Regions from separate parts of the Homo sapiens genome. Here region 2 is linked to region 1. Evidence: chromatin loops called from intact Hi-C (ENCODE). Cell type or tissue: HepG2. All regions are shown on one strand. Each heading gives the region's core, and the rest is flanking DNA. Links, peaks and the distances in the headings are about the cores only.

Region 1 (15,522 bases), core at 5,828-10,827:
GGCTGTGTTTTGGCCTTGCTGCACATTTGTGGGTGGAGACAATTCCCTGTGCCCACCACACACCCACACCATCCTCTATCACCACATCTTCTGTGCCACAGGCTCTCCCGAGCTGTCTGCCTGTTTATTTTCCTGTGACGAGAGGGACCAAGCAGCAGCAGCAGCAGCGGCATCATAATAACTGCCCACAAGTTGTAGTTGGAATAATTTTCAGAATGGCTCGAGCTCTATGGTTAAAGAAACGACTGCTGGTGGAGTGTAGTAAACAGGCCCCAGCCACAGAACACAGCAAGTGGGCACAGGACATGGGAGTCCAAGAGCAAGGCCCGGGTCCAGGACGCAGCAGGGCTGGGAGGAGCTGACCACAGGACCCCACTCCCCGCAGGGCAGCACTTCATCCAGGGCCCTTCCCTGGCTGCGTAACTGCCCAGATTCGTGTCTCCTGATCTGTTGTAACACACAAAGGCATAGAGCAGAACAGGAAACTCAGGAAAAAAAAAATGGTCTTTTCCCTCTTGAGTGTCTGCTCTGATAAAGACCCTTCCCAGAGGCTGGTCCTTGTCTCAAGCCCACTAGAAATTCTGCCATGAGTGTGAGTTTTAGAGACACTGGGGAAAATAGAATACACACCAGCAGCCATCTCGCTCTTGGTTGATCAAAATAGAATCATAATAGTTCTCTCTTCCCTGTCCAGAATCACCTTCTTCCCATTTTTCTGTGCCCCCTGCCGAGAAACCAACCAAGACAAGGGGTCAGAAGAAGCACTGAGAAACCACTGGAGAATTCACAAGGATAGTCAAGGTTGACAGGGTCCATGGAAAGACCCCTAAAAGTACCCTGTCTAGAATGTGAGAGCTGCAAGGGCCTGCAGAGTCATCTAGTCTGACTGTAAATATATTCAACTGCGGGCCATATGCGGTCTCCGTCACAACCACTCAACAAAAGCAGCCATAGACAATACATAATACAATGGCCATGGCTGTGTTCTAATCAAACTTGACTTATGGTTATCAAAATGTGAATTTCATATAATTTTCATACATTATGAAAACATTACTCTCCTTCTCAATTATTTAAAAAGGTAAAAGGCATTCTCAGTCCACTGGCCGGACGAAAACAGGCAGTGGGCTCAATTTAGCGTGTGGGCCACAGTTTGTCAATTCCTGATCTAGTCCAAGCCCTTCCTGAGACAGAGGAGAAATCTGACTCCTAGGAAAGGCAGCGACTGGTGGTTCAGTGTAGGATTCCCATCCACACACAGTATTCCATTCTTGTGCTGGGCTCTTGCCCATGCAAAGTGATATTTCAGCTGCCCTCATTTCCCTTGGGCATGATGTGCCTGTACTGTGAGGGCAGCAGCCTGGTCTAAGCCCTGCCAACTGTAACATCTGGAATGGAACTTCAGGACTTGACAGACTCTGACTCTGTCCCATTTCTGCACTCACTCCCAGGATGACCTTGGGCAGGTCCATCACCCTCTCTTGATCCCATCAGAAACTGCAGACATGGGAACCACACGGGTCATCTCTGAGAGTGGGTCTTCAGTCATTGTCCTGCCTTCCCCTCTCCTGGGATCAGTACCAGCAGGCCCCTGGCATCTTCTCCAGCAGCCATCTCTCGGAGCAACCAGTTCTGAGGCCACCAAAGTATAGTGACTTCTGGGCAGGAAAACTAGGGATGGAAGCAAATGAGTTGTCTGTTTTCATGCAGATGAAGTCGTGGGAGGACGTATGATTCATGTGTTGAGTGCTTTTTCAATAGCATGTTTCTATCATTTCTGGAAGACAGCAAGTTAGTTTCCCCCCGAGGTGGTGGGAGAGGATGTTGTTTGTGGTTTTCCCTTTTAGAGGGGAGTTACATTTGTTTTTGTTGTTGCTTTGTTGGTTTATCAATTTTTTTGTTTTGCTGTGTTGTGATTTGTGTTCATGAGGAGTTGGAGATGGCGGTTGGGAGAGAAAGTTTTGGAGGGGTAGGAGGAAGCAGAGCCTATGTACAATGTCTACAGGGGCTGATCACACAAACAAGGTCAAGGTGGTTCAAAGTCATAGTCAGATGCCTGGGGGCCTGCCAAACACCACATGCCTTGGTTAGGAAATTAGTGACAGTTTGACATCTGGGTCTTGTGTGATTGCCATCCAAAGATAAGGAAGGGAAAGAGGAGAGTCCTGGCATGGAGTTCCAAGCAGGCTCAGAGCCCCGGGCCTGCCTTTCCATCACATTAAAGAATGTGGCTGCTGTGCCCTGGAGCGGTTCCCTAGTCACACCAGGTGATGGGAGCCAGGAGCATGGGATAGAAGGAGCCTGGTCACTGTCCAGCCCAGAGTATCGCTCAGTGTTGGCTCCCCTGCCAGTCTCTTCCAGGGTATCTGACACCCAAACAGGTTGGTGCCTGGAATTAGGGTATTAGGCCACTGGACCTTCTTGGGGAGCTCTAGGGGGTCTCTGGGAACTTGAATAAGAGCTGCTCCAAAAACTTCTCTGAATCCTGCACCCCTCCCTTAGCAAGCAGTATGCTGGTAAAAGGTTAACAACCAAGTATCTGGCGAAAAAATGCCCTGATTCATAGCATTTGCTAACTCCCATGGTGTAAATACTCTCCTACCTTGGCCAATTTCAAGTGGCCAGTGTTATGTTAACTAGATCACAAAAATCCTGAAAATTAACATTGAGTTTTCTCAAGCCAGAATGAGCCCCTCTTCTACACCACAGCCCTGAGCCCTCTGGAACCAAAGGAGAACTCAGAAATCAGGAATCATTTGGTCCCAGGCTTTCCAGGTGCCAGAATGAACCACGAGCTCCCGGTGAAGCCGCAAGTTTTATGAGTCTGCAGCACCTCACAGTGGAGGGACCCTGGTGGGGGCAGGAGGAAGGAACGGAAGTTGGCTAATTAGAGACCCTAAAAAGCCCCCAGAGAATGCAAGTAAGAGAGAAAAAGGGATTGGGAGTAAATGCTAGGAACTCAAGCATTCAAACCTCTGTGTGGTCCACAAAACAAAAACTGTGAGGTATTTAACCACCTCTCCTTCTTATTTCCTGAGTGTGTTCCTGTCTCAGTCCATCATTTTCCAGAGAAAATCTTCCTAAAGGATGTTAGGAAGCAGCTGTCCATCCCATATCCCTGAGAAGGGGTGCCCTGCCCCTGCAACGTACTAAACACAAGGTGGTGGCTGACATGGAGGAATCTGTCCCCTACACACATAGGACCACTCTGCCAGCCAGGCCCAGGTAGCACCTGGGATGAACTCCCCTCACCCTGCTCCCTGGTCCTCTCCCTACTAAGTCCCATCTAACACACTCCTGCTTGGCTAAGGGAGGAAAATCGCACCTCCTCCAACTCCTCTGATGTCCCTACAGTCCATCCAAACTCACTTACAAGAGTAAGGATTCTTGGATCGACACAGGCCCCTTCCCTTGGGCAGTTTCGGCTTAGCAGGCGTTCTGGGAAGACAGCCAAGCAGTAACTCACTTATGAAAGACTTCATTCTGTGCCTGCTCTCCTCACCCAACAGCTGACACACATGGACCCCCCTCGCTGCCATTTTAGTGGCCCTGGCTGGTCAGAACCTACTCACCTGGCCCGAGAGGCCCACAGTGTCCTGCCTCCACTCCCTTTCCTAGAGCCCTGGATTCCATTCCTACCTCTGCCGCTAATTGCCTCGAACACTCATTTAATCTCTTCTGACTATGGTTTCCTTATCTGGAACACACAAATGGTTGGACTTCAATAATATTCCATACAAGTTTTATAGAAAAATAAGATTTGTTTGGAACTTTAAAGCGATCAAGTATTTTCACTTAATTATTACAAAAAGTATGTGATATAAGTAGTAATATTAGATAATATTAGGAACTGAGGCTCAGAGAGCCTGGGAAATGCATTCCAGATTACCTGGATAAGAGGTAGCCCACCCAAACTCGATCTCATTCCTCTGACAGCCAACACTGCACACAGACACCTGAGCAAGTTGCTACAACTGGGATCCCACAGCAGAGTCCCACAGCTGTTCCTCAGTTAGCATTCATGTCCCTTTGATTCACCAGTTTAACACAATAAATTCCGTTCATTCTAGGCTGAGAGACTAACGTGAATACGCTCAATGTCCAGGAGAAAACTAGGGTCTGTCCTGAGCAAAGTTGGTGAGTGAGCGCCATTTACCTTCCCTGAGCCCCCCAACCTTCTGTGCACAATTCTATGTCCTATACCTTTGCCTTTGCAATCTAACATTCTTCCTTGTCTTTTTTTTTTTTTTTTTTTTTTTTTCTGTTAGAGTCAGGGTCTCTTGTTCCGTCACCAAGGCTGGAGTGCAGTGGCACAATCATGGCTTACTGCAGCCTCATACTCCTGGGCTCAAGCGATCCTCTTGCCTCAGCCTCCCAAGTTGAGGACTACAGGCATGAGCCACTGCATCTGGCACCTTTCTTGTCTTAATACTGTTCTAGTCCATCCAAAACAACAACAACAACAGCAACAACATTTCAATCAAAGAAACATACAATACTGCCTCCCCACCTCCTGCAATAAAACAAGTGCTGACACCCACCTTCCACAAAAGAGGAGAAAGGGACCCTTTCACCCGACATGAGGGTTTCTTTCACTTTTTTCTTTCTTTTTTTTTTTTTTTGGTGGGGTGACAGGCTCTCACTCTGTCGCCCAGGCTGGAGTGCAGTGGTAAAATCACAGCTCACTGTAGCCTCAACCTTCTGGGTCAAGCGATCCTCCCTGAGCCTCGGCCTCCTGAGTAGCCAGGACTGCAGGAGCACACCACCACCATTCATTAGCGGCCCTGCCTGACTAATTTTTTTATTTTTTATAGAGATATGGTCTCATTATGTTGCTCAGGCTGAACTCAAACTCCTGGATTCAAGCAATCCACTCGCCTCAGCCTCCCAAAGTGCTGGGATTATAGGTATGAGTCACCGCGCCTGGCCTATTTCACATAGTTCTCGCCCTTAGTCCTATGCTGCCCTGTCTACCTTGGGGCAGAATTTTTCCATCTGCCCCAAGCGCTGTATTCTTATAACCATCCTGTCTCTTTATTTATTGTATGTCCTGGATGCCAGCGAGGCCCCCCTCTACACACACACTCAAGAAGGTTAAGGCAAGAGGAAGAAACAAAAAGAGGGACAATTTACTGCCCTTTACATAGCACTTTGTCATAACAATACCCTTCCAAAGCCCTCACTGAACGGTGAGAACAATCCAATGAAGTAGGTTTTGTTATGTCTGTTTTTACAGAAAAGGACACTGAGGCTCAAAGACTTTGTAGGTCATTCACCTCGTAAGTAGAAGAGCCAGAATGGGAATCCATGTTCATCTGACTCCAAAGGCAATGGAATGGCCAGGCCCCTCCCTAGGAAATTATCTAATAGGACTCTTCAAGGATATTTGCCTTTTAACAGGAGTGTCTTGAAGCCAGGGTCTCACAAACCAGGCAACAGAGCTCGAAGCGGTCATACCCAATACCTGCTGATGCAATCATATGGACCCAATGGGTTTGAAGCGGGGTGATCTCTTACTGCACCAATTAAATAGTCATCAGTTCTACCAACCATAAAACCAACCATAAATGTAAACAAAGAATTCCTGATCCCACGGGTCTGGACACTAAAAGTGTCCCCAAACTTAGAGAAGTTCTGGAAAAGAACATATCAAAATTTTGGCTTTGCTCCAGATGCTATAGGAAACTGTACGTCACAAGAGTTCTCCATTATTGCCCAGACAATGGAAATAGCAACCACGCAGCACCTTCTAAAATCCCTTGCAGTCTGAGACGTGTGGTGGAGACCCTGGTTTTCATTCATTATGCATGAACCCAAAGTACAGACTTGCAGACCTTCCTAGAAATGAGTAGTAAGTTCAGACCATCAGAATATTCAGAAACCTGATGTATTTCAGAGACTTTAGCAGTAAAAAGGGGTCAGAACACTAGAATAGCTGTCTGGTGAAATCTAGGAGCTTTGTTCATAAAGACATTATGATTCAGTTAATGAGATTTGGCAAGGTATTAACCATCTTGGTAGACCAATAATGGTTGGCTGCTATGGAGTTTAGACTGGGAAATAGAAAACTGAACTGTTATCAGAAAAGTTTGAGATACTTTCCTATACTTTTTGTATAAGATGAAAGCCTGCAAAAGATGAGGCTCAAAAGATATGGAGACAACCTAAATGTCCATCAATGGATGAATGGATAAAGAAAATGTAAAATATATATATATATATATATATATATACACACACACACACACATATATACAATGGAGTATTATTCAGCGTTAAAGGGCCGGGGGCAGGATCCTGTCATTTGCAACATGGATGAACCTGGAGGACATTATGCTAAGTGAAATAAGCCTGATTCAGAAAGACAAATACTGCATGATCTGACTTATGCAAAAAATCTAAAATAATCAAACTCACAGAAGCAGAGAGCAGAACAGTGGTTGCCAGGGGGTAATAGGGAGGGAAAATGGGGAGATGTTGGTCAAAAGGTAAAAAGTTTTAGTTATGCAAGATGAATAATTTCTGGAGGTCTATCGTACAGCACGGTGACTATAGTTAATAATACTGTATTGTACACTTGAAACTTGCTAAGAGGTAAGATCTTAAGTACTCCCATCACAAAATAAGAGAAAATGACTACTATGTGAGGTGATAGAGATGTTAATAGCTTGACTGTGTGATCATTTAATCATGTATACATATCTCAAAACATCGGTTGTACACCTTAACTACATACAATTTCTATTTGTCAATTATACTCCAATAAGAGTTGGGGGAAATGGAAAAAGATGAGCTTCCATAAATCATCTGAGCATATCAGGAAGTGAAACATGCAGGTGTTGAGAATAAAAACATAATTATCTGCTGGGCGAGGTGGCTCACGTCTTGAATCCTAGCACTTTGGGAGGCCGAGGCAGGTAGATCACCTGAGGTTAGGAGTTTGAGACCATCCTGGGCAACATGGTGAAACCCTGTCTCTACTAAAAATACAAAAATTAGCCGGGCGTGGTGGCATGTGCCTGTAGTCCCAGCTACTTGGGAGGCTGAGGCAGGAGAATCGCTTGAACCTGGGAGGTGGATGTTGCAGTGAGCCAAGATTACACCACTGCACTCCAGCCTGGGCGACAGAGCGAGACAGAGAGAAAAATAATACTAATAAAATAAAATTAATAATAAAATAAAACCGTAATTACCTAGTGTGTGGCCTTTCCTGGAGAAAGGCTCTGCACACTGCCCAAGAGCAGGCCTTAATGCCATGAGCTGAACCAGCGGGGCTGGACTCAAGGGTTCAAGGGTGCGGAGTGAGAGGAGAAACAACAAAGGGAAACTGGGGACAGCTGCTCTGGTGAACTCAAGGAAGCCACCTGAGATGGGGAGGGAAGGAAAAGGGGGTTAGTAGAGCTTCAGGGAAACGCAGAGGAGAAGACTGATTTCACCCGGTGATAGAAACAAAGGAAAAGGGAAAACAGAAGCCACGTTGTGGTGGTCAGTGCTGCAAGAAGGACTCTAGGAGAGATAGCTTCTAATGAGAAGAGGAACCGGGGCCAGCAAGACTGGCTCCAGGAGGAAAGTTCTGTGAGGTCCATGAAAGAGGAAGTAGGGAGGAATCGCTGTTGAAATTCTCATTGTGAATGGATGGATCCCAAGTCCTGGAGGAATGGGCAGAAAACAGAAAGCAAAGAAAAAGAAATGTAAAAGAAGGCTTCAAAGCCTAATTAAAGTCATATAAAGAGGATAAAGAGTAATTCAAAGAAGCAATGTGAGAAAAGAAACACTAAAAAGAAGACAAGAGGACCCTAGGGAAGGAAAAACTGGGTGTACATTTGTGTAAGAAATCTAGGTATTACCTGTTTGAAGCAGTTTATTCACCAGGAACTAGGAAAGGAACTGGCTCTGTGGATTTCCTTACCAGACAATTTTCAGAGTGAGATTTTTGTTTACAGTTTATTATAAGAACCTTCCAAAGACTTATGGGATCTGGATCTGATGATACATAACAATGCTTATGACCTAAAAAAGCAAAACGATTCACTTCATGGAAATGCATGTTCCCCGAAAGAAATCCATAGAGCCCCCTAATGAAATTTTCAAGAGAAAAGCTATGTACAAACATATGATCCGCTTCCTAAACGCCACAAGAAAGGTACAGGTGGAAGGAGTAGAGGAAGATTTCCACGGATTCTTGAGAAAAAAATGAAATGGGAAATCTAAGACGAGTGCCCAACAAACCAAATAATGCAGGTTTCAAGAGCACAGAACTGAATGGGGTTTATTTAAACACACATACCAGCTGCTGCCACATGGCTACCAAATGGAAACTGAGCCAGGAGGGTGGCCCAGTTTCTAGGTACAAGAAAGAACAGAGGTTGTGACGCAACAGGAATGATGTTTCCATTTGTATTTTATGAAGTTAACAGCCAAAATTCACCTCTGAAAACCTAAGTTTGGCAGTGGTATAAAGAAGGGAGGAAATTCCTGATGGAACAAGAAGGGATTAAAAACAAAAGAGGGGAGATCAGCGGGAGGGCAGGCCTCTGATCTTCCCTGGCTGGCAGTGGTGGACAAGTAGGAAAATGATGTGAGCAGATGCTCAAGGAAAGTGGCCCTGAAATCAAAGGCTTTGAAGAGATAAGCAGAGTCCCTCAAGCAAAGCAATAAACAGAGAAACCAGGATGAATACATTGGAATCGAAATGATGAAATGTAAAGTACCACAGAGAGGTTTCTAGAAAAGCATCCAGAGATGGAAATGGGGAAAAGAGAAAGATACAGCAGAAATAAATTGCATACGAGATTCTAGTGTGTGCTAGAAATGTAGGGAGGAAAGAGTGATGATAAAATTAAAAGAAAGAAGTGGATAGATCTTAGTGGCATGATTGAAATGGATAATGAAAGGGATCTTTATGAAACTGTTGCCAGGAGAAGGAAAGATATAGAAAGCGAAAAAAAGGCTGTAGGTTAATTCCAGTATGACAAGAATAACAAAGAAATGCATGAATTCTCAGCCAACAGCCCGTATCAAGAGACAAGCATGTTCTGGCTGTGTGTGAAGGGCACACCATGCCAGGGGCTCTCCCTGCCAACGCCTGCAGACTTTTGCTCCTCACCTGGACCTCACAGCGCACCTGTTTTCAATGACACATGGCGGAAAAGGGTCAAAAGATGAATAAGGCCAGGCGCAGTGGCTCACGCCTGTAATCCCAACACTTTGGGAGGCCAAGGCGAGTGAATCACTTGTGGCCAGAAGTTTGAGACCAGCCTGGCCAAAATAGCAAAACCCTGTCTCTGCTAAAGATACACAAAATTAGCCAGGTATCGTGGCACACACCTGTATAATACCAGCTACTGAGGCTGAGGCACGAGAATCACTTGAACCTGGGAGGCAGAGGTTGCAGTGAGCTGAGATCGCACCACTGCACTCCAGCCTGGGTGAAAGAAGTGAGACTCTGTCTCAAAAAAAAAAAAAAAAAGGATAAAATGATACTCATTTCTTCCTTGGTCCCATCGACAAACATTTATCAAGAGATGTCTACGTGCCAAGCACGGTGCTTGATACTGAGAAAATACAATAATTGATAAGCAACATAGATATTCTGACAAAAATGGAAGCAAAAAGGGGAGGAGGTCTAAAATATAGAATTTTCCAGATAAGACAGAGCAAAGTTCAAAGCCGTGAAAATGAGAGTCAATGTGAAATATGACAGAAATGGGGACACCAAGGTGGACACAAGATGACCGTATATTCTCCTCGAAGGGGAACAAGATAGGAAAGGAAAGTGGGAAACAAAAAGTGGAAGTAACGTCAAGAGCCCCTAATGGGGCTCTAATAGGCTCTAACCTGAGTCCTAGCCCTTACTCAGCTGGTTCCCAGATGATCTTGAGCAAAGTGCTTCTGTGCTCTGAGCCTCAGTTCCCTTAACTATAAAATAAACTAATGATGTCTGGTCTAACTTGTGGTTGTCACCACGACACAGTAAGGGGTATTGGTTGTGCCCTCCTGCCATAAACAACAATAAAACTGGACGAATTATATGAAACTGTTTTCAGGTGCAACGCTACAGATGGTGCAGGGATGTGATGCTTGAGAGAAGAAACACAAGAGGTGAAACCCACATTTACTCTGGCCTCCTGCCTGGGGCTTTCCAACCACAGCACGCGGAAGTGGAGCCCAAACTGAGGATGGAGGAAAGAGACCGAAGGTTAGGGCTGCTGCAGGGATTGAGTGTGTGGGACAGGGTACGAGAGAGGCAGGAGCTGCACAGAGCAGAAATCCAAAAATCTGCAGAGGAGACCACCTGAATCTAGTTGAAAACAAAACTGCACATGTACAGGGTAATGTTTTCACAAAGCCTAGTAGAGAATAGGTAGCAGGGGCAAGGTGCAGTAGCTCATGCCTGTAATCCCAGCATCTTAGGAGAGGCTGAGGCAAGAGGATCGCTTGAGCCCAGGAGTTCAAAACCAGCCTGGGCAATATAGCAAGACCTCATCTCTACAAAAAATTTTAAAAATTAGCTAGGTGTGGTGGCATGCACCTATAGTTCCAGCTACTTGGGAGGCTGTGGCAGGAGGATCCCTTGAGCCCAGGAGCTTCAGGCTACAGTGAGCTAAGATTGTGCTGCTGCACTCCAGCCTGGGTGACAGAGTGAGACCCTGTTTCTTAAAAAAAGAAAAAAAAGAGAGAGAGAGAGAGAATAGGTAGTAGGAGCTGTGCACTGAACAGAGATTCCAGAGGTCACATGGTGGGAAGAGACACTGTGTTCTCAGTGTCCATGGTGGAAAGAGCTTGATGAACAGCCTGGGCTTTCAACAGAGGCCCGGGAAAGGCCACACCTGTGGAGCTGGGCCACCCCAGCACTAGAGAGAGGCTGCACTGGACCCATCAAAACAAAGCCAAATTACAACACTCAATAATGGATCCAAGCGGATCCACCAATAAATTAACCACCTGCCAAAACAAATGCAATGATCCTTACAGGAAGATAATAAAACCATAATGTTTGACATGTAATAAAAAATTACTCAATGTGTAACAAGGAGGAAACAAGTAGTATAGAAAGCAGCCAATAGAAAGAATCCCAGAGGTGATACAGATGGAATTAGCAAAGAAAAACTTTAAAATGACTAAATATATTGAAGAATTTAAAGGGAAAAAGTGGACATAAGGAATGAAAAACAGTTACTCATTGGAAAATAGACATTATGAAAAGAAACAAGATGAAAATCATGGGACTCAAAAATCTACAATAACTGCCTGGGCACGGTGGCTCACACCTGTAATCCCAACACTTTGGGAGGCCCAGCCGGGCAGATCATTGAGGCCAGGAGTTCAAGACCAGCCTGGCCAACATGGTGAAACTGTGTCTCTACTGAAAATCAAGAAAAAAAAAAAAGAACTGGGCGTGGTGGTGGAAGCCCGTAATCCCAGCTACTAGGGAGGCTGAGGCAGGAGAATCGTTTGAATCCGGGAGGCAGAGGTTGCAGTGAGCCGAGATTGCACCACTGCACTCCAGCCTGGGCAGCAGAGCAAGATTCTGTCTAAAAAATATGTTTATATATGTATCTAAAATAACTGAAATAAGTCACAAGATGGGCTTAACAGAAGATTAGACACTGCAAAAGAAAAGATTAGTAGACATGAAGACAGAATAATAAAAATTATCCAAGCTGATGCACACAGAGCAAAAAAGGACTAGAATAAAAGAATAGAGCTTGAGTTACACATATGGGATATTATTAACCAGTCTAACAGATACATAACTGTAGTCTCAGTAGGAAAGCAAAGAGGAATTGGGGCAGAAGAAATATTTCAAAAAATAATGACCTCCTAATGTGACAAAAAAGTACCAATCCACTGATCCAAGAATCTCAATGTATCTTAAACAAGATAAACACAAAGAAAACCACATTTAAGCACATCATAGCCAAACGTTGTAAAACAATGATGAAGAAAAGATCTCAAAAGAATTCAGGGGACAAAAAAAAAAATCCCACCTGACTACAGTGGTGCAATAATGAGAATTATCACTGACATCTCACCAGAAATGTTGCAATCCTGAAGATAACAGAATCCCATCTTTGAAGTTCTAAAAGAAAAAAAACTGCTAACTTAGAATTCTACATCCAGTGGAAATATCCTTCAAAAATGAAGGCAAAATGAATAAATAAAAGCTGAGATAACTTATCACCAGCACAACTGCACAATGAAAAATATTAAAGAAAGTTCCTCAAGCCAAAGGGAAATGATACCAGATAGAAACAGAACTATAATACACACAGGAATGTGCCAGAAATGGTAAATCTATGGGGTCACTATAGAACACTTTTATTTTTTAATTTCTTTAAACTACATTGTCTGCTTAAAGCAAAAATGAAGTCTCACTAATTCAAGTCAGACTGTGCTCAGCTAAGGAACTGAAATAAAAGAGTTGTAGGTCAGAAGTCAATAGAGGAAAGAGAATACTCACAAGCACTTCATTAACCCAAAAAGAGGCAGGAGAGTCGGGGAGAAGGAACAAAGAATAGATGGGAAAATCTAGAACAAATAGCAAGATGGTAGAATTAGATGCAACCTAACTCAATGCTATGGTGAATGAAATGAAACCATGGCAATGGAACTCTGGTATAGCTGCCCTCATCACACGTGAGGCTCTGGCTGTGCGTTTCTGGGTGAAGGGGAGGAAGGTGACGAGGAAGGAAGTAGAAAAGCAAACTTATGGGACATAGAAATTCTAATAAAATAGGTTCTAGGTGCTCAAGCCTAGAGACATGCTTCTAAGTCCAACTACTCACTGTGAATACCTGGTGGAAAGATGACACCCTTTCCACCAGGGTGGATGACGTCAAGCAGACCCACCAATAAACTAACCACCTGCCAAAACAAATGCAATGCTCTTTAAAGGAAGACAATAAAGCCCATAATGTTTAGCATGTAATAAAAAATTACTCGGCCTGGCGCAGTGGCTCACACCTGTAATCCCAGCACTTTGGGAGGCTGAAGCAGGTGGATCACCTGAGGTCAGGAGTTCGAGACCAGCCTGGCCAACATGGAAAAACCCCGTCTCTACTAAAAATACAAAAAATTACTTGGGTGTGGTGGCATGTGCCTGTAATCCCAGCTACTCAGGAGGCTGAGGCAGGAGAATCGCTTGAAACCGGGAGGCGAAGGTGGCAGTGAGCTGAGATCGCGCCACTGCGCTCCAGCCTGGGCAACAAGAGCAAGACTCCAACTCAAAAAAAAAAAAAAAAATTACTCAATATGTAACAAGGAGGAAACAAAAGCAGTCAACAGAAAGAGTTCCAGAGGCGATACAGATGGAATTCCACCAGGAAAACTAGAAAAAGGCTCTGTCTACAGAAGGGACAGTGTAAACAGAATGGCAGAAGAGAGCAGAAACAGAGGATCTAGAAAGAAGAAGTATAATCCAACGCTGACATAGGGAGGAGGGAACTGTAAAATTAGAATCTGACAAGGTTTTAATAGGCAATAGGCAACGATCAATTAAAACAGGGCTGTCATGATACGTCTGGACAGACTCAGTTATTTGACCCATGAAGGTTCTGGAGATGAAGGCACTGCAACACCAGGTCTAAATGTGTCATCCCAAACATTTGTAGCTAAGTGGCAGAGAGAAATGACCAAGAATGATTCAGTTCAGTTCGGCACTCGTTTACTGGGGACCTTCTGACACCAGGCTCTGTGTCAGGTACAGAGGATATAAAAATTACTAAGACCAAGTCCATGCCTTTAAGGGGAAACCCAGTTCTACTGGGGGAAACAGGCATGGCAACACATCAGAAAGTAGTGTGTCCAAGCATCCACCTGTCACTTACCAGCTGAGAGAGTCTGGATATGTGCCCTGCCCAAATCTCATGTTGGATTGTAATCCCCCGTGTTGAAGGTGGGGCCTGGTGGGAGGTGACTGACCCACGGGAGTGGATTTCTCATTAATGGTTTAGCCCCAACCCCAGGATGCTGTCCTTACGAAAGTGAGTTCATTCTCATGAGATCTGGTCGTTTCAAAGTGTCTGGCACCTCCCCCTCCCTTGCTCCTGTTTTGCCACGTGATATGCCTGCTTCGACTTTGCACTCCACCACGATTGGAAGCTTCCTTAGGCCTCCCCAGAAGCAGATGCTGCTATGCTTCCTGTATAGCCTGCAGAACCATGAACCAATAATACCTCTTTTCTTATAAATTACTCAGTCTCCGGTATTTCTTTGTAGCAGTGCAAGAATGGCCTAGCACACCAGCTATGTGGCTTTGCACAAATCCTTTAACCTCAGTTTCATCATCCATAAAATGAGGATAATAATAACCACCTAGCAAGACTAATGTGAACATTCTAGAAATAATTTTAAAAGTGCCTAGCTCACCACCTGGCCTATAGTAATTCAGCAGCTCTCAACTTGAGAACAAGACACACATTAGAATCTAGGTGGCAAAAGGAGGGTATTTCTAACTAGTCCCAGCCTACCTCCCACTCATATCCTGATTCCCCTGGAAGGATGTGCCTACCTATTCTAAACCCATTACCCTGGATGAAGAAACACTATGTCTCATGCACGATATAAAGTGTGGGAGTGTGTTTTGCATGTGAATGATGCATAGGTAGAATAAAGTTTGAGAATCACTCTGTAAGCATTCATCTCAGTTCAACACTTATAAAGCACCTACTGTGTGCCAGGCTCATAAAAAAACTAGTTTGGATTATTTCCACATAATGATAGAGGTATGTATAAAATCCTAAGAGAATATAATACAGGAGAAGGCACTCAGCCTGGGGGGTCAGGAAGGCCCACAAGCCTTGGCAGTTACCCGGACTAGCAAAGGTGAGAAGATCATCTCAGGGGAATAGAAAGGTATAAGTTGGCAATAGCATGGTGTGTGCAAGGAACTAGGATCCAAGCATCAAACAGGGTCAAGGAATTAAATATTTGGGAGAGGCAGACAAGCGCAAGTTTATGAAAGACATGCAAAGAAACCTACTTAATCCTGTGGGTGGTGAGAGCCACAGAAGAGCATGATGAAAAGGAGACCCAGGCTCCTCTGTGCTCCAGGTCAGTATCTCTGAAAGCAGTTCCCAAGCTAAATGTCATGATGAAAGCACAAGGAGCCTCAGAGAGCTCAGCCTGCAGAGGAATTCATTCCTCAGGGGCAGTGTGCACTGCTCACTCAACTTTGCTTCTCCAGCACCCACCCAAGTCTGACCCCACTGGAGGCACTAGGTTCATTGTACAGAACTGATATTAATAAACTTCCTTATCCAGAACTTGTGCAATAGCCGAGCATAGTGGCTCAGGCCTGTAATTCCAACACTTTGGGAGGCCACGGCAGGCAGATTGCTTGAGCCCAGGAGTTCGAGACCAGCCTGGGCAACATGGTGAAGGCCCATCTCTACAGAACTACAAAAATTAGCCAGGAGTGGTGGTGCACGCCTGTGGTCCCAGCTACTAAGGAGGCTGAGGTGGGAGGATCTCTTCAGTCTAGGAAGTCGAGGCTGCAGTGAGCCATGATTGCAACACTGC
Region 2 (15,522 bases), core at 3,480-8,479, 65 kb before region 1:
TCCAGTCCTGGTCTCACCATCACTAGGCCCACGACCTCTGTAAGACCCTCGCCTGCTCAGTCAGTTTCATCGTTTGTAAATAAGAATACTGTTGAGCAGAGAGGTGCAGGTGAGAGATTGTCCAAAAATGCTTTGAAAAGGATGCTAAGTAACAGTTAGCTTTTATTATCCCTATGTTTCTGCTAATCAAACCCAGGATAGTTTTCTACAGCAATCTGTGAGAGGCTCCATTATATACTGTATTTGAATATTCCAAACTACTCCTTTGCAGGAAGGAGTAATTCTCTCACATGCTCCTGCCTTGAGTGCTGAGTGGAGTTACAGAAGGTGAAGGGCCACAGAGGAGAATGGCTGCCAGGCATCTTTCCATACCAGCTCCTTCTTTCCATTCCTTCTTGGGCATGGATTTATATAGCACATTAACAAAGAGCCAGGGAGGAAAGGAAGAATTTCTAAACCCTTTGCTAGAAATCCTCAAGTGTTTAGCTACACTGGAGCTACCCCAGGTGCTGCTACCCCAGGTCCTCTCTGTGACCCTGCCCCGTCTCTGCTGGCTGAACACCATATCTGAATGACTGTGCCCTGACTACTGAGCTCCAAGGGTCTGGAATGCCACTTCACATCACAGGATAACAAGGCAGCAGCTGTCCACCCCTCTGAGCACGCCTGGACATCTGGCTGGTGTCTTTCCAAAGGTCTCCATCCTGAGCAGTCCTCAAGCAAACACTCGAACCTCCTGTGGTGAACTCAGGCCAAGACTATGTGCTTGACTGTCGGTGGCAGCTGCTGAGCTCCAGATGACACGGGTCATGAAGAGTTGGGCTTTTATCTCAGTTCTTCAAACAACCAGATCAGACGTAACAGGTAAGCAATCGGATTTATTTGCCCAGCTCTAAACTCTTGTGCCTATCAGAAAGAATCAAGCCAAACCCTGAAAGGTCAATTTCAGATGCTGTGTCATTATCCTCACCGAGACTTTTTCCTTCTTTCTCAGTTTTCTCAAGTTGTTTAGAGGAGAACTGCAGGGAATTTTCCCACAATATCCAGGAACGAACACCCAGTAACATCTCCCTGAATCTGCAGTGTTATCCTAAAATTCAAGTACATTTGTAGCCGATCCGTCTGCATCTGCACAATATCCCTAAGTATCATGGTGGGGAGACTGGGATATTCGTAGTCTGTACCCTCAGGGAGAAGGCTCTCCTATCTTGGTGCCTATAGAATGGCAGGGAGAGGAGATAATGCTATGAAAACAGTAGGAAGAGCCCCTGCCATTCAAAGAATCAGTCTACCCTTGAAATTAGACCTCATGCAACCTCCCTTCCTGATGCAAACCTGAAACCACCCATGGCCTCATGGACAGGAAGCCACCCAGCTTGATCTGTACAAACGTCCTTAGAGTTGGCTGCATGAGGCTGCCCCTGGCTCTGACACACACTCAATTATTTGGGAAAAAAAAAAAACTGCCTTATACTGAAATGAAACCAGCTTCTTTAGCACTTCCTTCCATTGATCCATCAGCTATAATGCACTTGCATTCTATCTTCAAAAAATATGGGCAGCCAAAATAAAAGGAACGGGTGTCTGCTCTATCTCTTCTAGACCTTCCTCTCTGAGAGGTCCTTTAGCTTGTTTTGTGACACTTTTTAAAGTAAGACATTTAGACTCATATCTTGACAAATTATAAATGGCTTTCTCCAGTTGCCCCTTTTCCTGCCCCACTCCTCTGTCCTTCCTTACAGCATAAGACCTTCTAGTCATTGCAGTTTTCAACATAAACAGATAGCAGAGAACACCCGGCAAAGACCAACATAAGTGGCTGTGCACATCAAGAAAAAGACAGTTATGCCTGCTTCTCAGTGATTATTAAGGGAAAATAAAACCTACAATGATAAACTTCACATTTTGCTAATTTCCAGTCATGTGTCTCCATCCAGGCATTGCCCACAACCTTAACTTCTCTCCAAAAGTATCTGAGCCAATGTGTCAACATTGCTCCAAATACAAGGTGCAAGTATACACTACTGACATGAACCATCATCCAAAACTTACCTATCTTCCTCTCACAGTCACCCCCACCTGCCAGAACACTCCCTGGTGGTGGGAAGAGAGGTGGCAAAAAGCAGGGCATTAACTAATTAACACGTCCTTTCACTCAACACGCTTGCCTTGAAGCAATTTTGTTTTCACAGCATCGGGCTGGAAAAAAAAGACCTTGAAAAATCATAGCCAATGCCTCATACGTTCTGGTAGATCTATATTTGAAATCTCCAAAGCAGTAGAGAATTTTTTTATGGTTGATGTTGATGATGATGATGGTGACATTTTTGTGTGTTGTTTGTTTTACATTATAAGTATTTCAACGTAAAGAGAGAAGCGTAGGCAATAATAAATATCTATGTAGCCACAATCTAGCTAACACAATAATTTACCATATTTTGTTCCAATTTTTTTGTAAAAAAACAAACAAACAAACAAAAAACAAAAAGCATTGAGATGCATGTACTTCTGTTGGAGCATCCCTCCCTGATCCCAGTCACTTCCCTCCACTCCAGCAGGCAGCCACTGGCCTGAGGCTAATGGTAACCATGCCATGAAGATCTTTAAAAGATACTCACTACATATGTACGCATAAAGAAATGGAATTTTTCTTTCTACATAAATTCTATCATATTGTATGTTCTAATCTGCACTTGCTCTTTTCACTTGACATCCTCCTTTTCGATAGAGCCATAATGACCCATGCTGCCTAACTCATACATCCCAATGGCTAGTATTTCTCCCATCTTAAAAACAAAAACCTTCCATGAACTTTGCCAACCATGTACTGCCCCCCTCTCTGTTGTACTCTTCACCTTTCTTGCAATACAACTCCCTGCAAGTGTTGTCCACACTCCCGATCTCCTAGTTTTCTCCCAAACTCTCTCAACTCACTCCAGTTAGACTTCACTAGCAAGAAACTTGGGTATCGTAGCTAAAAATCCTTCCAGCCTAGAATTAGGACTTTGCTTCATGAGTGGCCAAGAGAAGCGTCATGTCTCAGTTCCCGGTGGTGGTTTCTGTGTGCCCTGGTAGCTTGACAGCACCTTCCTCAGTTTGTCTGTCCTCCACGTTAGCACATGGGACCAAGCACCTGGTGAACTGGCCCACCTTGGAAGCTGCTGGCAATTCTGCTGCCTCTGCCACCACGAGACTCTGAAGAATACTGTACATACACAGATGCCCCGTCTAGAAGTCCTTTCTGACAAGTCCTAAGGACATGCATGAACATCACATTGAGCCTTTCCTTCCCTTGCGAACACCATCATGTGGGAGAAGGGGAAGAGCCACTATCCAGGTCTCCCCACCTGTGGATCACTCTCAGCATCCACTCATCTCACCAGCTGCTAGGCTGACAGAGATCCACAGTGTGGCCAAGAAGAGCTTTTCACTCCATCCGCTCCGCCCCTAAAAACACACCTCTGTTGGAGTTACTGTAAGGGTCTGTGAATGAATGTTTAGATCCCCATTAGGGAAAGAGATCAGGGCTCAGGGATCAAGGATACGTGGTTCTCAGAGCTCATCACCTGCGAGAGGATACCTTTATTGTTCATCCATATGCTGATCCCAGCCTTGCTCCCTGCCCCACTCATACGAAAAGCCTAACTATAGCTAACTCTATTTATAAATCCCATGAATACACAAGTCAGGCTTACGGTGGTTTTGTAAACCATTTCTCTCCTTTTATTTTTATTTTTTTGTCCTATTCAATTACTTTGCATCTCAGTTGATGCCAAAATATCAGTGGATATGCACACATTCTAAAAACTTCAGTGTACTGCTCAGAAAATATGGAAAAACAGACACTCTGAATATCCTCTCCAAAGCTCAGCACTGAGAAACAAACTACCTGTGCAAAGAAAACCGCAAATAGATGCTGTTTGCCCTGTTTGTTTATAGATGAATTTTCATTTTGCATTATGCTTTTCATACGAGTGCATCCTAAAAAGATTTTCACAATGAACTGTGTACATGTAGTAAAGATTGCAAAAAGAGGGAAATAATAAAGGATAAAAGCAAAGACTAAACTTTCTACCAAAGATTTTGGAGGAAAAAGCGTTGGCCAGGATAAATAAAATATTTTTAAATGAGTGGTGTATAATTAAATGGTCAGAGAAATAACTGAAGGCAAGTAAATTGACTTTCTTTTCCTTTTTTTACATTTCTTATTTCTCCCTTGCATAAGACAACCAAGGTTTGAGCCAGCTGCTGTCTTCTTCCTATCTATGGGACTTTGAGAAGTTTATTTCTGTTACCTCCATAAGCCTCAGTCTCTTCATCTGTTAAATAAAAGATAATTGGAGGCTGAGGCAGGAGAATGGCGTGAACCCGGAAGGCGGAGCTTGCAGTGAGCCGAGACTGCGCCACTGCACTCCAGCCTGGGTGACAGTGAGACTCCATCTCAAAAAAAAAAAAAAAAAACAAAAAAACAAAAAAAAAAAAACACACATAATTGGCTGGGCATGGTGGCTCATGCCTGTAATCCCAGCACTTTGGGAGGCTGAGGCAGGCGGTTCACAAGATCAAGAGATCGAGACCATCCTGGCCAACATGGTGAAACCCCGTCTCTACTAAAAATACAAAAATTAGCTGGGCATGGTGGTGTGTGCCTATAATCCCAGCTACTCAGCAGGCTGAGGCAGAGAATTGCTTGATTGCTTGAACCTGGGAGGCGGAGACTGCAGTGAGCCAAGATCGCACCACTGCACACCAGCCTAGAGATAGAGTGAGACTCCGTCTCAAAAAAAAAAAAAAAAAAAAAAATTACAGGACCCATCTCTTTGAGTAACTGTATTAAATGTGAATGCAGCACCTAGCCACATTACTATGCACATAGAAAGTATTCAATAATGTTTACTGCTATTAATATTAATATTTCCTTCATAAATTTATTAATATTCATTTTCTCCCATCTTAACCCTTCTGGGCCCCTCAATCCACTGGACCTGCCTTCAGCCTCCTGCCTCTTTACTGCCTTCATTCGCACTTCTTTGAGTCAGGTTGGCAAACCCCTTCATAATCCGCCCAATCTAGTTTTCCAGCCCCCAATACTCTCCTGACCTATAAATTCGCTTTCTGCATTGGCCACAATGAACTCCTCCCAGGTGGCAGCTCTTTGGATCTCTCTATCCTTCCTTTCTTTGTGCTCTTTTCCTGGAATGTCCTTCTCTTGTCATCCTACCCAAGACAATCAGTTTCTCCCTCTATCGCTCCTTGAATTCGCCTCTGATATTGCACTTGTGTCTGCATATTGACAGGTTTATGGAAGACACTTCCTAGCCATCTTGTGAGCTCCTTGAAGGAACTGTGTCTTTATCTGTATAGCCCCACCTAGCAGATGCTCAAGGCATGCTTGTGGAATGAATAAGGGAACAGATCATTTCTTCTGAGCTGTTTGCAGTCTGGCTAAGCCAATTGAAAGAATGCCTTCTCTTGCAATCTACAAATTGAAAAGCCTGTGAGACCCTCAGGACACTCAGGCAAGTTTTCCAGCATATGTGACAATACCAAGCCTTAGTGCATTTGCCTCTCACGTGGAGGAGTCTCTTCTAAAAATGAAACAGAGATGAAGGGTGAGACTCTTACAGTGGTTCAACTCCCCTAAGATCCTCTTGTGATTTAGAAGCATCTTGGAAAGAAATCCTTGACACTCGCCTCGCCCACCCTGAGCTATAAGGTAAAGCTCTCGGTGGTAAACGTGGCTCCCTGGTAGGGAGACTTCTTTTATCCTCATTGTTTCTGGAGGGGGAAGTGTTAGCACAGAGACTCCCTGGGAAACCCGAGGATGCCTCACCACCTCACCATAACAGCAGGAAACCCAGAAATGATTCACAGCTGAAACCTCTGGCCCACATCGACACATCACATCACATGGTTGTTTCAACTGGAAACCAAACAGCCATCTGGGCATGATTATCTGTATTTTTGTGAAGGTGTAAATACACAGTGAGTAGGAAGAGTCCAATAAAACCTATTATAATGTTGGTGGTGGGCACCACAAAGAGAGCACCCCTTAATAGACATTCCCTGGTCCAGTGAAAGACATACTTTGTACTGAGTCCCGCGCCTGGGAGACCTTCCAGGAAAGTAAATCCCCAGGAGAGAGAGGCATTTCCCAGTAGGTGCTTTGCTTTTTGGTTGTTTTCTTTTCTTGGTTGTTTACTTTGTTCTACTTTGTTTTTACTACAGTTCTGTCCTACTGGTGGCGGAGTGGGACTCCTTCATGATGTGGCACAGTTTCCTTGAGTTTTAGGAAGAAACGGCCCATGTGGCAGATTCAGAAACAATGAATCAGCACCTAAACAAACAGGAAGGTAAGCGGCCCTCCCAAGGTCACCTGGGTAGTGGCAGGGTGTGAACCAGAGTCCAGGTGTCCTGACCACCCACCACCGCCTGTCCTCCTCCCTCATACAAGATCCCTTCTAGGCCAGCGCTGAGAATAAAGGCAGCGGCATCATGGGGAGGGGGTGAGGACAGAAGGGTCAGGGAAGGCACTGGGAGGGAGAGGCAATCCCAACCCAACTCCAACAGCCTAGGGTCAAAGCCCAGCTCCACTCCTGGCAGCTGTGAGACTTTGGTGCATTTAATGTCCTTGAGCCTCTATTTCTTCACCTGGAAAATGGGATTGATGACAATATGCGTCCCTCCAACAACTAAATGGCACATCAAAGCTTTGGTTAAAGGGGTTGGCACATCGTGAGGACCACGTCAGCTCTTAATACTCCAATGATGGCTTCCCTATAAGTGCAGAGTCTTCTTCAAGTGGTGGTTAGCACGGGTTTTGCCTGTTCCTTTAATCATGGCTGTGAATTTGCTCCGGCACCATTGTTCCCAAAGTAGAATTTACTGGCAGCTTCCCCCCACCCATGACCCATCTCTGCTTGGAAATTTTTTAGTAGTAGTACTGGCTACTTTTAAGGAGAACTCATTCCACTGTTGCACAATGGCAGCTCTTAGAAAGATCCCTCTTGAATTGGGATAAAATCTGATCTCCCTCTCTATAATTTCTCCCCACTGGTCTTAACACTACTGCTTTGCTTCCCATACTTGGAGAAATGCTCCCCCAGAGACTCTAGGTGATGTATTGGGGATCAGTAAACCCATAAAATAAATAAGGCATGTTTTCCTTATGAATCAAATTAAAATGAAGATTTCTTAGGGAAACAGAATTTAAGCTTTGCATTGAATGGTTATGCTTTTTAAAATATGTTTCAGGCTGGGCATGGTGGCTCACGCCTGTAATCCCAGCACTGGGAGGCCGAGGCGGGCAGATCACCTGAGGTCAGGAGTTCGAGGCCAGTCTGGCCAACATGGCGAAACCCCGTCTCTACTAAAAAATACAAAAATGAGCCGGGCTTGGTGGTGGGCGCCAGTAATCCCAGCTACTGGGGAGGCTGAGGCAGGTGAATCGCTTGAACCCAGGAGGTGGAGGTTGCAGTGAGCCAAGATCACGCCACTGCACTCCAGCCCAGGCAACAGAGCGAGACTCTGTCTCAAAAAAAAAAAAAATTACATTTCAATTTAAGATATTTTTTATTAAAACAAACAAGCATATTTTAGTATATAATATAAAATTCAAATCATTTCTTTTTCAGATTTGGCACAAAAAAGTTTGCTTCGGGCAACCATTGCCAGCTCTATCCAGACCTCCAAGGAGTGAGTATCTATTCACTTGCCTCTGACACTGAGGATTTCTAGATGGAGAAGGCTGAGAAATGCTACTCTGTTGAACAGAGCTACAAAGAACAAATGTAATTCCTTTCCCATGGGGCTGCCCATCAAGTTTTCCTAAGATCTTACAGTTGGAAAGAGACTTAGAAGTTGTCTAAATCGATCTCCCTTCTGCAGCAATCCTAACAGATGGTCACCCAGCCTCCGCTGGATCAGGCTCAGAGCGGAGAAGAGACCACATGGTAATCATTGCCATTGCATCGCTGGCCAGCTCTGATTGTTAGAATGTTCTTTTCTTAAGCCTAGCGCCATGCACAGGGGCCCTGGAATGTGGCAGACCTGAGGTGGACTCTTGAACCAGCCGCTTCACCTCACCGGGGCTCAGTTTCCTGTAATCCCAGCACTTTGGGAGGCCAAGGCAGGCGGATCATCTGAGGTCGGTAGTTCGAGACCAGCCTGGCCAACATGGCGAAACGCCGTCTCTACTAAAAATACAAAAATTAACCGGGCTTGGAGGCAGGCACCTGTAATCCCAGCTACTCGGGAGGCTGAGGCAGGAAAATGCTGTAAAATGGGGTGAATGGTGTTAGCTATATCACGAGGAACAAAAAATGGACAAAAAGCCCTTAGCATTCTGCCTGGCATGTTGAAGGATTCAATAAATGTTCCCTATCATCACCATTCCCTTCCACAGCTTCCATAAGCTAAAATTCTAGAGCCTGTTTGTAATGCTTCTGCAACACCATGCTTTACATATTTGAAAACAGTTAATATACTCTCCCCTGGCTGCACCTAAAAAGCTTTTGTTCCTAAGTTAAATATGCCCCCACCTTCCTTGATAGAATTAACCTCGAAACCTTTCAGTGTATGTTTTTCAGAAAGCTGTTTGAAAGCATGTTAAAAATTCTTAGGAATGAACTGGAGAAATGTCAGAAGACAAAAAGTGCCACGGAGAAAACAAAGGGAGCAGAGGAAAGGGATGGAAAAGGCTAGAATGCAGGGGGCGGGTGCAGTTTAAAATACAGGAGTCGAGTAGCTCACATTCAAAGAACTGGGCTTTCTTATGAAGTTTGATTGGAGACCCTGGCCTGGACCAAAATGGGGCACTCCACTCCTTCTCAGAGTTGCAGGCAGACAGATCTGCCGTGCAGCACTGGCCACCCAGGCTGAAAAGCAGGAAGACCCGAGGAGGGGCTTGGCGAGGGCAGCCCAAGTCTGCTCACTGGGTGGCCAGAAGCACAGCATCATCCTGTGGCCTCCACAGAGAGGGCCAGGAAGCAGGAGGTGGGGCACCAGGAGACCCTGTCTTTACATCATGCTCCAACCCCTAAAAATATGGCCCAATGCATGTATCAAGCTCTCATCCATCCAATTAATTCCTCCTTCTCTTATAGAGAAGAGCAACCAAGGCCCGGCATGATGGCTCATGCCTGTAATCCCAGCATTTTGGGAGGCTAAGGCAGGAAGATCACTTGAGCCCAGGAGTTTGAGATCAGCCTGACCTACATAGCGAAACCCTGTCTCTACTAAAAATACAAAAATTAGCCAGGCGTGGTGACACATATCTGTAACCCCAGGTACTTGGGAGGCTGAGGCAGGAGAATCACTTGAACCCAGGAGGCGGAGGTTGCAGTGAGCCAAGATCATGCCACTGCACTCCAGCCTGGGCGACAGAGGGAGACCTTGTCTCAAAAAAAAAAAAAAAAAAAAAAAGCAGCAACCAAGTGTTAGGAACTGAACTGTGTCCCTCAGAAGTTCATATGTTGGGCCAGGCACTGTGGCTCATGCCTGTAATCCCAGCACTTTGGGAGGCCAAGGTGGGTGGATCACCTGAGGTCGGGAGTTCGAGACCATCCTGACCAACATGGAGAAACCCCATCTCTACCAAAAATACAAAATTAGCTGGTCGTGGTGGCGCATGTCTGTAATCCCAGCTACTCGGGAGGCTGAGGTAGGAGAATCGCTTGAACCCAGGACGCAGAGGTTGCAGTGAGCCGAGATCACGCCATTGACTCCAGCCTGGGCAACAGGAGCCAAACTCCATCTCAAAAAAAAAAAGTTAGTATGTTGAAGTCCTAAATTCCAGTGTGACTGTGTTCGAAGATAGGGACTTTATGGAGGGACTTAAGGTTAAATGAAGCCATGATGATGGGACCCTAATGTGATAGAACCAGGGCAGATCACTTGAGCCCTTGTAAGAAGAGGAAAAGACACCAGAGCTCGCTTCCCACCTGCCGCAGAAGAAAGGACCAAGCGAGGAAACCGTCAGAAGGTGATCATCTGCAAGCCACAGGAGAAACCAGCCCTGCCCACACCGTGACCCTGGACTTCCAGCCTCCAGAACTGTGAGAAAATGCATTTCTGTTGTTTAAGCCACCCAGTGTGCTATTTTGTTACAACAGCCCAAACCAACTCAAACACATAGCATAGCAGTTCCTCAAAAAAGTGGCAATGTTAGTGGAAGTTTCTTCCTTTATGGGTTGAAGCAGAACATGGGGAGAGAAGAGTTCCCCATTGTAGGTAGATTCTTAAAATAATTCAATGCTGTAATTATAACAGATAAGAATGTAGGCTAAAACTAAATTTAAACAGGAAGTTACTTATTTACCTCTAGCTATGAGTTCAATATATTATCTTATTCTTGGAAAAGAAAGAAATGAAATAAAGCCTTGAACAGAGGAAACAGTAAAGAAATAAATCTGCATGGAAGAAAATGGAAAAAGTAAATGAAGTTGGAAGTTGTTAAGTACCAGTATTCTTTAAATTATTTACATGAATTCAGATGTGTAAATCCTCATTGAAGGCAGGAACATTTGTAAAGTATTTACTGGACGCCATTTGTAAAGTCCTTTACTGGACGTATTCAGGGGGCTGAACTAAGTGTGGAAGCTATTAATAAAATAAAAGGTAATATTGATCGTGCCTTTAGAAACTTCTATTTTAGAATGCAAATACTAATAATACCCGCTGAGAATTTAGAGACTATCCCTTATCTCCAGAGGCACTAGCCGCCCTGCAAAGGTTAGGGAGCTCAACAGAAGACCAAAGGGGCTAACAGCAAGATGGAGCAGGAGAGAACCCATTTACCTGGCAGGTGTGAGAAGAGTCAAGGTGTTTCTAAGCACACAGCTGAAAATGGAAAACAGGTGGGTGCTCCTGAGCAGGGGTTGGGGGCCAGAAACAAAGAGGGGCACCCATCAGCACTGTGTTGACAGGGGGGATGAAATTTCAGAGAGATCATCTGGGCCCAAACCCACAGAGCCGAAGGGCCCGGAACACGGGTAACGGGTGAATGTATTCAGTCGGGCCTCCTGCCGCTTGTGGACCTGCTGAGGCCTTTGACGCCACATAAACCAAAATGAGCTGAGGCTTGGAGACTGGGTGGAAGCACTTGGGAATCTCATTTGACCTGTGGATTTTACTGATGGGAAAAAGGAGAAGATGCTCAGAGTGGTGGTCAGCTGCTCTGCCCACATGGGCCACCCAAGAGCACCCACAACCCGCCCTTACACCATGTCCATAGAAAGGGAGTGGTTTTTGGGTTCAGAGGAGAAAGATATCACTTCCTTCTGGGAGCAGGCGTCGGGTAGAGAAAGGGATCAGGCAGGTCTCAGGTTACGCAACAAGAAAGCTCAAACCACCTCTGTCAAACTCCCTCTGATTCTCCTTCATCCTCCTGTTCCAGAGCTTGGTGACTAGGATGCTCCTCTGTGTCCTGTGCAATCTCACAGGCCTTGAGCTTGTTCCCCGGGAGTAACCTCTGCAGAAGCAGGAAATGCCCTCTAGTCAGCTCTTCCGAATGTGAGAAATGAAAGCCTTACCAAAGGAAAGCTGAGGAAACGTGTTCTTCCTTCCTTCCTCCCATCCTTCCTCCCTCTCTTCCTTCCCTCCATCTTTTTTTTTTTTTTTTTTTTTTTTTTTTTTGAGACAGGGTCTTGCTCTGTCACCAGGGCTGGAAAACAGTGGCACCATCATGGCTAACTGCAGCCTTGACCTCCCAGGCTCAAAGAATCCTCCAACCTCAGCCTCGCAAGTAGCTAGGACTATAGGCATGTGCCACCACACCTAGCTAATTTTAAAATAAAATATTGTACAGACACAAGGTCTCACTTTGTTACCCAGGCTGGTCTTGAACTTCTGAGCGCAAGGGATCCTCCCACCTTAGCCTCCCAAGTAGCTGGGATTACAAGTGTGCGCCACCATGCCTGACTAATCTTTGTATTTTTAGTAGAGATGGGGTTTTGCCATGTTGCCCAGGCTGGTCTTGCATTCCTGGCCCCAAGTGATCCTCCTGCCTCGGCCTCCCAAAGTGCTGGGATTACAGGCATGAGCCACCACACCCAGCCTCCGTCCCTTCTTTCTTTATCTTTTCTTCCTTCCATTCTTCTTCTATCTTTCCTTCTCTCCCACCCTTCCTCCTTTCCTCCCTTTCTTTTTTCCTTTCTTCCATCTTTTATTCCTTCCTTCCTCACTTTCTCCCTCTATTGTTTACCATTTATTGAGCCGGTCAGCCCTTTGCCAAAGATCACAGAATGCATATAAAGATATGTTCTAGATCATGATTTTGCAGTGCTTACAACCTTAGGGGGAAAAAAAAAACGGATGATGAGTTAAAAATTAAACCAGCCGGTGAGGGGCCACTAGCTTCACTGAGGCAAAGAACCTCGAAGCATGATTCCATTTCCACAGATGGGGCCGCAGGAGAATATTCTGAGCCCAGCACAGAGGCCCAGATACACTGTGTTCTTCTGGGAGTCCAAATCCAGCCCTGAGAGCCCTGTGTAGGAGGGGGCTACGGCTCAGTGGAGGTTTCCTCTGCCTTTAAAATAGTTCTGGGATGTGATTTTTTGCCTTGAGTTACTAAGCTGAAAAAACAAGCCAGAAATACCTATTTTGCTCAAAATAGCCCAGTCCTCCCTTATGCCAGGTTCTCGGAAGCTGCCTTGGGTGCCTCTGCCCCACACAAACTCCCAGCACCGCCCACCTTGGTGACTGATGATGTGGGCAGAGGGGAGCAGAATGGGAAGCAGCAGCTTGGCTTCTCTGCCTGGCCTCTCTGTGCTCTTTTGTTTTGTGTTTTTGAGACAGAGCCTCACTCCGTCACCCAGGCTGGAGTACAGTGGTGTGATCTCAACTCACTGCAACTTCTACCTCCCGGGTTCAAGTGATTCTCATGCCTGAGCCTCCCAAGTAGCTGGGATTACAGGCACGCACCACCACGCCTGGCTAATTTTTGTATTTTTAGGAGAGACGGGGTTTCACCATGTTGGCCAGGCTGGTCTTGAACTCCTCACCTCAAGTGATCCGCCCGCCTCGGCCTCTCAAAGTGCTGGGATTACAGGCGTGAGCCACCACTCCAGGCCAGTGACTTTTTGAATTACAGTTTTTTCCAGATCCTGAAGTCTCCCATTCCTGCTCAGTCTCTACCCTCTACTCATCATAGTTCCTGTTTTTTGAGTACTAGATACTTTGTATATATTTTTTAACTTGTCTTTAATTATTGTCCTATTTACAGATGAAAAAACTGAAGATCAGAGAGGTTGTATAACTTGCCTAAGGTCATAAAACTACTTAATGATGAAAATTTAAAACCAAGTCTGTCTGACTCTGTAGCCATGGTTCTCACTGTCTGGTCCCTGGACCAGCTGTATCAGCACCTCCTGGGAACTCATCAGAGACCTAATGAGTCAGAAATTTGGGGGGTCAGGTGGAGCCATCTGTGTCCTGGCAAGCCTCAAGGTGATTCTACTGGACACTCCCAACCAAGAACCACTGTTCCAGCACGTTCCCTTCATCTCCACGCCATGCTGCGTCTCCAACTTCCTGCTCTCCAAAGGCAAAACTCACCATGAGGGAATCATCCAGAAATAAAGTTGATTTTCACTTCTCCCTGCAGATGCTCCCAGGGAGTTAAAGGTGACTCTTCACTCCAGACTCTAAATTTGACCCCCTTTCAGGCGGCCACCCCAGGTTCATTATCACACCAATCAGCCAACTGTTTTGAGTAGAAATCTCCTTTCCCACCCTGTAAGGAATTCCAGGACACCGTCTATGAAGAGGGAAATCATAACTTGGCTATTTGTTCAGGACACCCCTACCCTCTTCCAGACCAGCAGCTCATTGAGACACCTGCCCTCGAGATACCACTTGACTACTGCCGCCAGTCGACAATTATTGATCAAGTACTGTGTCAGGTCCTCTGCTAGGCCGTTTGAGACATGTTATCTCAATTAATCCTTACAACAACCCAAGAGGTAGACATGATTATTAGCCCATTTCAAAAACAAGAAAACTGAGGCACAGATTATTTGCCTAACTTCACTAGCTAATAAATTACTGAGATGAGACTTAAACTCAGTTTGTCTCAAGAACCCCATGGTCTTATCCAGTATGCCCTATTGCCTGTTACGGGCCTTTGTCAAACAAGTCTTCTCTCTTGGTGCACTCCAGGCCAACTTTCTGTGTTCCAGCTTGAGAGTCCTCTTTGCAGCCATGTGAATCCAGTGTCTTCCTCTCGTTAATCCTCTAGGACACCTCTGCCCAGCTTTCTTCCATCCCCCCGCACCTGGCCATTTCCCTCTGGAGCTGTTTCCTACTAGCTGGGCTCTCACCTCCCAGACACTTTTCCTTCCTTTAGACCAGCTTCATCTCCTCTATGTGCTGCTCAGCATGGAATAAATTCTATCTTTTTCCAATTCCCAATTTCTAAGGCAGGTTTTTTTTTTTTTTTAATCTTACCATCTCTGCTTTGACCAGACACTTGGTACAACTTCAAACATTGTCGCCTGTGGTTTGGCTGCCTAACAAGGAGCTCTTGGCCCGCTTCGAAGCCAGCCTTCTTGAAGCCTGCCCTCACATTTAGCGCCCTTAATATAGACTCTGTCTACCACAGATCAGCGTGTACTGAGAAGATAGATCGGAATCAGGGAGGAGGCTATTTCATTGCCTGGTGGTGGAACCAATACTCAGTCTGGTGATATAAACTGAAAAATGCAAAAGTGGGGAAGGCAAGGTGAAGAGCGAAGGCAGCTTCTCAGACTTGGCTCGTGAGTTCATAGTAAGGCATCTCCAACAAGAGTCTTGCAGCGGCCTCCTGGAGGGTCCCTTCCATCCACAGTGATTGGGGCACAGGCTGGCTCAACCATAAAGGCAAACAGGAAACTCTGCCAGCAAAGGAAAAAGGAAGCTCTCAGATTCCTGTTCCAAGCAGCCTTCTGGGAAGGACTTTATCTTGGGGGAAAGTTTTACTAAAGGAAATTTGACCTGAAGTTGCAAGTTTCCTTTGTTGAGAAAAGCAAATAACATGAAAGGGGAGAAAAGCAACAAGATGAAAGATTGGTCATCACAGATGCAGATCTAATCTCTGCCATAATATAAACTGGAAGAACCTAGAACCCTGGGAGGTGAGAGTGGCAGGCGGTGGGGGGGTGACATGAGCAGAAACAACAGACAAGACGAGGCTGACCTCCCACAGGGGCAGCGAGGGCCCTGGCTGACCAGAGAACAGGACGAAATAAGGCTTTCCAGGGCAGGTTAGAGTCCTTTAGTATCAGGATGCAGTGTTTATAATCTCATGGGCCATGGAGAATTCTGTGCTCTAAGCATCTGGGAAATGAGATAATCAAAGCATATAAATAATACCAGTCAACTTTTTTAAAAAACGGTCAGTATTTTTAAACACATATTAAAATCTTCTTGAGCCCTTTGCACATATTAACTAATTTAAACCTCACAACAACCCTATGAAATACATAACCAATATTATCACTTCCCTTTATAGGAGCACAGAAAGGTTAAGCACCTTGTTCAAGG

The links. Hi-C counts contacts between places; a loop is a spot of excess contacts. Peaks named below come from ENCODE experiments on the same cell type or tissue, not always from the same donor. Only the 100,000 strongest peaks of a DNase experiment are listed, where the experiment ranks them.
Region 2: it touches region 1 in a loop (11-fold over the local background); 5 of 110 quality-filtered maps call a loop at or near these places.

The regions. Positions count from the first base shown.
Region 1 is chr12:12,015,175-12,030,696 of GRCh38, forward strand. No RefSeq gene overlaps it. Among named protein-coding and RNA genes, the nearest start is that of BCL2L14, 48 kb to the right of the region's middle. RefSeq lists an enhancer at 8,889-8,938 and a silencer at 13,592-13,661. In HepG2, for the core only: no CTCF peak of the experiment used is centred there; no DNase peak of the experiment used is centred there; H3K27me3 peaks cover 1,902 bases.
Region 2 is chr12:11,953,010-11,968,531 of GRCh38, forward strand. No RefSeq gene overlaps it. Among named protein-coding and RNA genes, the nearest start is that of BCL2L14, 110 kb to the right of the region's middle. RefSeq lists enhancers at 1,409-1,618, 5,566-6,765 and a silencer at 5,306-5,600. In HepG2, for the core only: no CTCF peak of the experiment used is centred there; a DNase peak (open chromatin) is centred at 6,362; H3K27me3 peaks cover 71 bases.